2 separate regions of the Homo sapiens genome follow, and region 1 is linked to region 2. The links are chromatin loops, found by intact Hi-C in ENCODE. Cell type or tissue: chondrocyte. All regions are shown on one strand. Links, peaks and the distances in the headings refer to the core of each region. The heading gives the core; the rest is flanking DNA. Region 1 has its middle 110 kb from the start of LINC01570. Region 2 has its middle 18 kb from the start of LINC02164.

What was found. Peaks named below come from ENCODE experiments on the same cell type or tissue, not always from the same donor. Only the 100,000 strongest peaks of a DNase experiment are listed, where the experiment ranks them.
Region 1: it touches region 2 in a loop (4-fold over the local background); 16 of 110 quality-filtered maps call a loop at or near these places.

The regions. Positions count from the first base shown.
Region 1 is chr16:5,499,702-5,505,069 of GRCh38, reverse strand. It overlaps a transcript of RBFOX1 not described here. Among named protein-coding and RNA genes, the nearest start is that of LINC01570, 110 kb to the left of the region's middle. In chondrocyte, for the core only: no CTCF peak of the experiment used is centred there; a DNase peak (open chromatin) is centred at 2,602.
Region 2 is chr16:5,237,436-5,242,803 of GRCh38, reverse strand. It overlaps a transcript of RBFOX1 not described here. Among named protein-coding and RNA genes, the nearest start is that of LINC02164, 18 kb to the right of the region's middle. RefSeq lists a silencer at 2,975-3,194 and an enhancer at 4,770-5,368. In chondrocyte, for the core only: a CTCF peak has its summit at 3,073 (motif pointing left); no DNase peak of the experiment used is centred there.

The DNA.
Region 1 (5,368 bases), core at 261-5,260, 260 kb before region 2:
GGTATATCCACAGGGCTATGCAACCAGCGCCTTGACCAGCTTTAGAACACGTTCATCACTCCTCAAAGAAACCTGCACCCTTCAGCTCTCACCTCCCAAACCCATCGTCCCCAGCCCCTAGGACAACCACTGATTCACTGTCTCTAGGGATTCACTGTCTGTCTCTACAGATCTGCCTAGTCTGAAAGTTTCCTGGAATGGCCTCCTTCCTTCTCCACAGGGGTCAGCAAGCCCTCATGCCAGCTCCAACGTCACCGCTCATGGCCAGTTACTCCCTTGGTCTTCCCAAGCCTCCGCATCCTCCTCTGAAGGTGGGGCTGGTGAGGGTTCCTTCCCCACAGAGCTGCAGGGAGGATTATGGAAGTTAATGCCTATGGCAGTGTCTGGTGTCTAGCAAATGCTCAGCAAATGGTAGACAGTACATCTGCTCTTGTGTGCTTGTGCCTGGTTTACTTGCTGGGAGCCAAACCGGGCCCTCCCCTTTGATGATAAGTAACAGACAATCCAACCCACCAGGCGCGTGGAGGGCGTCAGCAGAGCCTATCTGTGAATGGAGGCATTTTTATGATCGTGCGTGTGTGGACAGTGACTGCCTCAGCTCTTGGTCAGAAAGGTCAATGCCATTGGCCCTACTGCAGGAAACTGCTTCTCAATGGCCTGAAGACAAAAGCCCCAGGTTTCCTTGTTATCCAGGAGCCTGGGCCAGGCTGGGCAAGCGTTGCAGAGCCAAGTCCGAGGCCCAGCAGGCTCCTGGCAGGCCCTGCCTCAAAGTTGGCAGCTGTTGGGTCCTGGGAGGCGGCCTGCTCTGTGCTCTGGGCTCTCAGGGATCAGGGAAGGGGTAGGAATAATCAGGTGACATGCTCCAGGGGTGCTGCTGCTCTTGGCAGAGCCTCAAATCGAGTTTGAAATGAGTAATCCTGAGCCAAGCTGCTTGTGCTGTGAGCAATGAGGCTGGTTGGCAAGTTCCCTCCGCCCCCAGCCATCGCCCTCTGGAGATGCTGCTCCAGATGCCAGGAAGGGGCTGGAGGGGCCCCAAACCAGCCCCCCAGAGACAAAGGGTAAGCCAGCTCTCCTCACCATGATGAGAAGAGGGGCATGGCTGAGCCTCAGCAAAGAAGAAAGGAGGCTATTTATATGAAATGGCCACAACAGGCAAATCTGTAGAGATAGAAAGTAGATGAGTGTTTGCCAGGGGCTGGGAGGACCAGACAATAGGGGTTTGATAGCTTAAGAGTAGAGAGTTTCTTTGGGGAGGGGATGAACATGTTCTAAAAGTGATGGTGGAGATGGTTGCACAACTTTGAATATACTTAAAACCATTGTCTTGGCCAGGTATGGTGGCTCATGCTTGTAATACCAGCACTTTGGGAGGCCGAGGCAGATGGATCACCTCAGGTCAGGAGTTCAAGACCAACCTGACCAACATGGGGAAACCTCATCTCTACTACAATAACAAAAAGTAGCCTGGTGTGGTGGCTCACACCTATAGTCCCAGCTACTCAGGAGGCCAAGGCACAAGAATCGCTTGAACCCAGGAGGTAGAGGCTACAGTGAGCCGTGATTGCGCCATGCGCCACTGCACTCCAGCCTGGGCGACAGAGCAAGACTCCGTCTCAAAAAACAAAAACAAAACAAAGAAAGAAACCAGTGTCTTGTACACTTGAAATTGATGAATTATATGGTGTGTGAATTATATCTCAGTAAACCTATTCCAAAAAGAAGAGGGGTGAGGGAGATTCAAGAGTGGGGGACAGTGGTGAAATTACTTCCCACGGGTACAACTCTCTGTCCGTAATACCAGAGGTCCTCTTGGATCTTCCTATAAGAACAAAAATAAGTGCAAAGATACATGGGGTACTGCACAGAGGAGGACACTGTGGCACAGAGATGTTAATTCTCTTGCCGGAAGTCACACAGCAGTCAATGGCAGAACTGCGGCTCCACCCTGGGGGTGTGGTTCCAGAGCCTGCACCCTTCTCTCCTGTGCCCTGTTTCCCCAGCTGAAATGCAGCTTCCACACTTGCATGGGGCATCTGAAAAGCCCCAGGGAAGAAAGAGGAAATATTTTAGGAGAGATGTGTATTGGACACGTCTAAATAGAATGATCCAAGCAATCGTTGTAGCAAGATCAGAATTTCCTCTGCAGGGGGAGTCCATCTTTCTAGGGACTGTATTGTTCAAGATCTCAATCAGAATTGCTCCTGTGCTCTGGTCTCCCTGCCCTGGCTATTTCTCAGGGTCCCCTGAGACGCGGAAGAGTCTGGAACTGACGGGAGATGGTCTGATAAAGTTCCAGCCTTCGGGGGCAGGCTCTGGTGCACTGCAGACTCTGCAGACATCTGCAGACAGACTATAACTCAATAGAGGATTCTGTTAATATGGTTGCTGCCTGTTCTAACCCCTTCGACTCCCAGCCTAACCACTGCAGAGATAACAGAGGCTGGAGGCGCCTTGGACCTGATTGCATTTTCTCCCCTCTCGCTGCCCTGCAAAGATGGACTTTGTCAGGCTTCTGCTGCCACCTACAGTAACAGCAACAAAAGGCAGGTCTCCAGCCAGACCCAGAGAAGCAGAGCAGGGGGCTTCCAGAACAGGGACACTAGGGGCCGGAGCCTGAGGTCCAACCTCCATGTCCACCCCCTGACCCTCAGGCAAGCCGAGGAAGAATGATCAGGAGCCTTCTCCACATCCCACCCCTACAGTGTCCACATCCCACCCTTACAGTGTCCCCATCCACTGGGACACACCAGCACAGAAGTCACACAGGGACGGGAGGACCATCTCTCCATTTCATGGGGTGAAAGGCATCCCTGCCGTTCTTCCTAAAGATTTCCTGAGGATATTCTAATCCTTCTGCCCAAAGCTGCTGCCTCCATGCCATCTCATTCACCCCCTACTCTAGGAAGCCTCTCTTGATTTCTTCCCCTAGTTTAGCTAACCCTACAACCACCTTCTGCCGGCCATACTGGTCACTCTAAATTGTAGCTGCTTACCTGTCTCCTCAGTAATCATAACAATTAATAATAATAATAATAATAATAATAGTGAGCTGGGCATGGTGGCTCATGCCTGTAATCCCAGCACTTTGGGAGGCCAAGGTGGGAGGATCACTTGAGGCCAGGAGTTCGAGACCAGCTTGGGCAACATAGCAAGACCCATCTCTACAAAAAAAATAAATAAATAAAAATTAGCTGGGCATGGTAACAAATGCCTGTAGTCCCAGCATGTACTGGGAGGCTGAGGCAGGAGAATCACTTGAGCCCAGGAGTTTGAGACTGCAGGGAGCTGTGACCGCACCACTACACTCCAGCCTGGGTGACAGAGCAAGATCTTGTCTCTAAAATAATAATAGTAATCATCAGATTAACATTCACTGGGTACTACCCACACACCATGAACTGTGTTTGGAGATTTGACGGCATCATCTCATTTAATATTTGAGCAACTTAGGAGGAAGATGCTATAATTGCCTTCATTTAACAGAGGGGAAAAACGAGACTGCAAGGTTAAAGTAATTTAGCCAAAGCCAGCCTTGGATTTGAATCCAGCCCATCTGCCTCCAGAGACAAACCCTCTTCCCCCAGGATTCAGCCTGCCTCCCCACCACTCCTCACCAACCCTTCCACTAGATCGACAGGGCGTCCGCATAGTTTGTCTGCTATTCATTCATTTAGAAATGTGGGAGCCTGCTTGGCTGGGGAATAGATAATTGATAATTTTATTTTTTCTTTTTTTTTTTTTTTTTTTTTTTGTAGACAGAGTCTCGTTTTGTCATCCAGGCTGGAATGTAGTGGAGCAATCTCAACTCACTGCAACCTCCGCCTCCCGAGTTCAATCGATTCTCCTGTCTCGGCCACCCTAGTAGCTGGGATTACAGGCACCCACCACCACACCCAGATAATTTTTTTGTATTTTCAGTAGAGATGGGGTTTCACCATGTTGGCCAAGCTGGTCTCAAACTCCTGACCTCAGGTGACCCGCCCACCTCGGCCTCCCAAAGTGCTGGGATTACAGGGGTGAAACACCGCGCCTGGCCGTGTTTTCTTTTTTCAGGCTCATGGAATGTTGAAAGTCATTGCTGTAAAACTTCAAAATTATGATGCCTGCCCATGAAGAGGCACCACTGGGCTTAACTTCTCCCAGCCATAATTCCTTGTCCTTACATGACATCTCTCTGGAGTTTGGGATCTATGTGAGGTAGACTAGAGAAAAAGCTATAATCTGAAAGGCAATTCGTAAGTATAGGATGAAAGCTGGGAGACCAGTTAGCCTCTGAGTCAACTGTGTGGTGAAGTTACCACGCAAAAAGCTTATGGAATTAGAGGCTGCACTAAGAAATGCTGATAAGACACTTTGCCAACGGGACCATATCTGAAGCATTCAATGTTGGGACCCATACACTGAGGCTGCTGGCTGAGGATGGTGTGTCTGGATAGAGTGACTTAGGTTGAGAGAGAACTCTAGGTCCTGACATAGCTGATGGCAGAGACAGAAAGAGCATGAAGTAAGTTTAGCAGCTGCATATAAACATTTGAAAGCCTGATACTCGGCCAGGCATGATGGCTCACACCTGTAATCCCAACACTTTGGGAGGTGGAGGCGGGACGATTGCGTGAGTCCAGGAGTTCAAGACAGCCTGGGCAACATAAGGAGACTTCATCTCTACAGAAAATTAAAGAATTAGCCAGGCATGGTACTGCATGCCTGTTGTCTCAGCTACTTGTGTGGCTGAGGTGGGAGGATCACTTGAATTCAGCAGGTTGAGGCTGCAGTGAGCCATTATTGTGCCACTGCATTCCGGCCTGGGCAAAAACGAATGGAACAGAATGGAATGGAATGGAACGGAACGGAACGGAATGCAATGGAATGGAATGAAGGGAGGGAGGGAGGGAGGGAGGCAGGGAGTGGGAGGGGAGGAAGGGAAGGAGGGAAGGAGGGAAGGAGGGAAGGAGGGAAGGGAGGGAAGGGAGGGAATGGAGGGAAGGCAGGAAGGCAGGCTGATGATTAGGAGAGAGTAGACCTCATGGGTTTGCATGGATCACAGATCTAGGCAAATGCGAGAATGGGAGAAAGGAAGAGAGAAAGAGTGAAATGCCTCAAATGTAGCAGATACGAAATAAATATCTGCTGAATGAAAAATTGAAATGTTGAGTGGCCATCAGGAGTGTGGATTTTGGAGTCAGAAAAACCTGGGCTTGGCCGGGCACAGTGGCTCATGCCTGTAATCCCAACACTTTGGGAGGCCAAGGCAGGTGGATCACCTGATGTCAGGAGTTCAAGACCAGCCTGGCCAACATGGTGAAACCCCCTTTCTACTAACAATACAAACATTAGCCAGGCGTGGTGGTGGGCACCTGTAATCCCAGCT
Region 2 (5,368 bases), core at 94-5,093:
CAGCCATCCAGAGCACCAGGCCTGGTGATGAGAAAGAACATTTTATCCTTAAAAGCATCTGAATGCCCATGCTGCTTCTTGCAGAGAAAAGTCCAAAATAATCTGCTATTAAAGAACGAGGATGGTTTTGACATTTTTACCAAGCTAATGGTCTACGCAGACAAAATCTCATAAAAGGGCACTCTGTTCTTCTTGATCCACTCAGACATGGCCTGTGAGTGAAGAAACGGGTTCTCCTCCTCAAAGAAATCGCTGCTGATTCTCACACCAGCCTGACACTGCTTCATGGGTTCTTCAAAGAGAGTATTCCCATAGAAACTAAAAAGGAAGAGGAATGTGTCTGGCGGGCACTGTGGGCAGCAGTGGGCTTTGGGCCAAATTTTAAGTTTGAAAATCAAGATTCCCTCTTTTCGAGGGGCCGCCGGACTGAGCAGATACAGACACCATGAAAAGAGGGTGGCATATTCAGATTCAGGAAACAAGGATGGTTTGTGTTCAGTTCCTGCATCATCCTTCAGGTCATGAAATTCACATTTCCCTCTGTGGACCAAGAAATTCAGTGGGGTTTCTGCCTTTTAAATATTTCATTATCAATATATCATCCTTTTAGCCTCCAGAAAGCATTTTAATGGAGATTCTGGCTTAAGACACTTGTGGGTCTGTCTGTCTCTCTCTCTCTCTCTTTTCCTTGAAACAGGGTCTCACTTTGTCACCTAGACTGGAGTGCAGTGGCATGATGACAGCTCACTGCAGCTGGACCTTCCAGGCTCTAGCAATCCTCCCACCTCAGCCTCCCAAGTACTTGGGACTGCAGGCACACACCACCATACCTGGCTTTTATTTTATTATTATTATTTTTTTTTTTGGTAGATGCGAGGCTTCACCACGTTGCCCAGGCTGGTCTTAAACTCCTGGACTCAAGCGATCCTCCCCCTTCGGCCTCTCAAAGTGCTGGAATTATTGGCTTGAGCCACCACGCCCGGCCAAGAACCTTGTCTCTTGTGATGCACCCCAGAACAAAACATCACTGCAAAACACACCAAGGCGTAAGTTTCAGTCCTAAGTCCCATTTATCCACCATACACTATGTGCCAGGCACAACGCTAAGTGCTTCTATGGACGAGCTTCCCTTAATCTCAGCAGTAACAACCCCAGGCAATGGGGCCTGTTGACAGATCCATTTGCCACTGAAGACAGTAAGGCTCAGACAGGGTAACTGGCGTGTGCCATGTCAGCCAGCTAAGGAGGGGCATTACCAGGATGCAAACCCCAGCTGCCTGGCTCCACACTCACGTTCCCTAGGTCCCACTACACTTGGTCACTCCACTGCATTCTAGTATCCTGGTCTTTGGCAGAGTCCACGTAAAAGAGGGAGGTAGAGGGAGTGAGAGGGACTTCACGCAATAAAGTTTCCTGGCGTTACACTGCCACCGTAATTGTGTCTCATCCTTTCCGTGATCGGCCCTGGAAAACCTACCAGAGAACTGTCCTCCTTCTCCCAGAATCTCAGAGAAAATTCACCTGAGTTCGGTGTCCAGGTGACCCAAGCTCTGAATGCAGTAACGTGCACGGGGAGATGAGGATGTCACCAGGAGCAAGCCTCCCACACAGCATCCGGGAGCAACCCCAAGACTGGGCAGGGGGGGCTCTGAGGCAGCCCACGGCGAGGACGGCTACCCGTGCTGCCCAAATGGGTTCAGAATGAAGGCCGCCCTCTCTCCCATGTGGGGCTCATTAACCACGAATCAAATTATTAAGACAAGCTCAGCTGAGCAAATGGTCAAACATAAAAACATTTGGAAGGAACAAAGAGGTCAACCCCATTATCCATCAAAAACCATCAAGGTGGCGGCCCTCACTGAGGGGTACAGCTCTCCAGGGGGCCCTCATCTGCCCTCCAAACCCGCGTGCCTCCCCAGTGGAAGGCCAGCAAAGCCACACAGGAAGAGTTGGGGTAGGAAAGCAGAAAGTGAACCCCAGGAGGCCAGGCTGGCCACGGAGCCCCATCCCACGCACACGGGCCCGGTCACTCAGGGGCCCACGTGTGCAGGACACCGGGAGCTCACAGGGACAGCGCCCCGAGGGATGCAAGGAACTTTGCCTCTCTGTCCCTCTCTGTAGGGATGGAAAGAGGAGAGCGATTTCTGGGATGGAAGCCATCTGCCTCCTCTCAACTCTCGCTGCCCAACCAGAAAGGGAAGAAAAACAGGAAGATGCGGGGCAGGTGAGGAGCTGGGTGAGCGCCGCCAGCCCGCAGCCCAGCAGAGCAGGGCTTGGCCAAGCCTGGCGCCAGGGACTTCCCCTCTACCCCCACCATAAGCCCCCCGCCAGGTGGGACCGACAAAAGTCCCAGACAGATGCCCCAGACAGGATGCCCAGCGCAACCCCCGCCCCTTCCCCTGCTGGGGGCCCCCAGGACGCGGGGCTCCCCCTCCCCTTTTGGCTAGCCGCAGAGTCCAACGGGGCTCCTGGCCAGGGACGTCGTGGGAGAATCAGGAAGTCGAAGCCACACAGCCGAGAAGGGGCAGCTGGCGTCTCGGAGGCCGTCACGAGCTGTCACTCCGCGCCCGCCGGAGTTGCCACTCAGTTACCAACTTCAACCCGGGGCCGGCCACGGAGCCTCCCGCAGCCCCTACCCCGCGTCTCCGGCACCCCCGCGCCCCCGGCACCCCCGGACCCCCGCGCCCGCGTCACTTACTCCTCTGCCGTCGCCACCTGTCTGGGTGCCGGTCTCCTCCCTGCCCGGCCGCGGCGCGTCCTTCCCGTCCTCGCAGTCCTCGGGCTGTGCGCTTCCCCCCTCCAGCCCCAGCCGCAGCCTCTTCTCTTCGGGAGGGACGTCGTCCTCCTCCCTCCTGGGCCGGCCATCCCTGCCTCGGGGCTTGCCAGTGGCTTCGGAGCTGCCGGAAGGGCTGGCCATGGCTCCGGGGGCTCTGCCTGCACTTGGGGAAGAGGAAGGACCCGGCGCGAGCGGCCTCTCGGCGGAGCTGGGGCGTCTGAGCGCGGGCTCGGTGGGTCCGCGCGGCGCGGAGCTGGGCATCGGGGCCGGCGCGGGCTCCTCCGCGGGCCGCTCCTGGCTCTCTGGCGCCCTCTGCCGGCCGCTCGCCCGCACCGCGGACACGCCGGGCCCGGGCCTGCGCTGCGCTCACCTGCCCCGGCCCAGGCGGTCGCTCTCCCCTACCCGTGGCCAGACCCGCTCCGGCCAGGCCGTGCACCTCCTCCCCGCCCCAGCCAGGTTGCACCCCGATGGTCTCCCTGCCCAAGGAGGAGAGAAGAGAAGGGACGCCCCGAGAGGGTGGACATGGGCCACAGCCACCTTGTCTTTGCTCTTACCCTGTGTCTTGCATGATTTGGAGGTAGTGGGAAAACCGAGTGGAGAATTCCGCCTGCAGGATGACATGAATGCACCTTCCCATTGCCTACCAACAGATCTTTTTTGAGCATCACTGTGGACCAGGCGTGGTGATGGGGGAGGGGATATTGTGGTGAACATGACAGGCATTGCCTTCACCCAGTGGGGCTCAGCGCTGGGTGAGAAGGCATTGAGAATGGACATTGTCAATTGGGCAAAAGGAGGCCAAGGAGAAGTGCTGGGTGCATGGGAACTGAAAAAGACAGGAGGCTCGGCAGGTCTTGGAGCTGCGAGAGGGACAACAGCAGCGGCTGTTCCAAAGGAAGCAACAGCTGAGAGAGGTCTCAGAGTTGTTCTCAGCCCAGTGGAGGGTGTTCAGGCAGAGGGAACAGCGTGTGCAAAAGCCCAGAGGCTGGGAAAGAAGCAGAAAGAGGACTGTGGGGCTGGAGCATGCTGGGCAAGGGGAGAGAGGTGTGGTGGGCAGACAGATTGCCTGGAACCCAGCTGTGCAGGGACAGAGGAGATAGGGGATCCTTGCAGGCCCCCAGCCAGGACTCAGGCACAGAGACAATGCAGGTGGGCAAAGGGAGGAGACGTAGAGAAATATTTTGGAGGCGTGCCCGATGAATGAGCCCAGGATGCACCGTTAGTGTCAGTGTGGAGCGAGCTCCTTCCTTGGCTGTGTGATGAGCTGAACCCGGGGGTATTTTCTGGACATCGAGGTGCTACACCCAGAGTCCAGGACAGGCTAAGTGAGCACCCGCAGCTCCTGGCCTACCTCAAAAGCAGGAGAGACAGGGGAGACTGGGGAGGCCGGGGAGGAAGGGGAAGCCAGGAAGGCAGGAGAGCCCAGGGAAGCAGAGGAGGCCAGGGAGACAGTGGAGGCAGGAGAGGCTGGGGAGGCTGTGTCCTTTCCATGATTCTGCCCAGGATCCTAGGCCCCTGTACTCCCTGAGCTTCCCCATCCCAAGCGCTGGAACCATGTTGCACAATGGTCTCCCCACTAAGCTCCTGATGGCAGCCCCTACCCTGCTGTGCTCCCTATTTCAACCCTAACAGCTCTCACAGTGGGCAGCACATAGTAGGTGCTCAGGAAACACTGGTGGGAGAGCACATGGGTCTGCTCAGCACCTTCCCCTCTCCTCCAGCTCTCCCCTGTCATGAAATAATTCTGATAATGACACATGGGCTTTGAGACCCTCTTCTATTACTTTCCATATGCTAATCCATCTATACCTCACAGCAGCCCTGGCGGTGGGTGTTATTAGGATGCCCATTTTACAGAGGAGGAGACTGAGGTATAAAGAGGGTAAGTGACATAGGCACACTACAGGGGCCGGGGCCAAGTGACCGCAGCACTCAATCCCCAAAGGCAAGGTGGATGCAGTTACCATAAAGGACAGCAGAGTCAAAGCTGCAAGCAGAATAGCATGACTCGCAGAGACCTATGGTGCCAGCTGATCGTGGCTTTCCTAGAAGTGAAATAGATAAGAAGCCTGCCACATTTTTACTTGATCTGTGTTTGCAGAAGAGTTCTAGGTCAGGTGAGCAGAAGTCTAACCTGAATCATAAAAACAGAGTCACAGTCCCCAGTCAATTCCCAGACATAAGCCAGTTCACAGACCAGGAGTCCCTTGTCTGAATGTGAAGCCAGGTCCCCTCCAGAAAGGACTCTGCTCCACTGCCAAAAATTTATACTGTCAATCTTTCTCCCAGCCTGCCCCCACAGGAATACACAGCCTTTTACCAGGATGACTGAACAGGGGAATAGGAACTAATGGGACCTGTGCAGGATCACTGGACACAGGCTCTGAACTGGCACTAGGGCGAGACTAGGGTCTACCAGTCAGAATAGGCATTTTGGAGGTCAGGTGAATGTTGGTGCAGGTTCATGTCATGGTAGATCCATTGGGTCCCCAATTCATCCTCTGGTTATATACAAAGTGGCCATGCTGAGATTCAAATTCAGGGTATCCAACATAGAAGCTGTGCTCTTATTCATGAAACATTCTGACATCT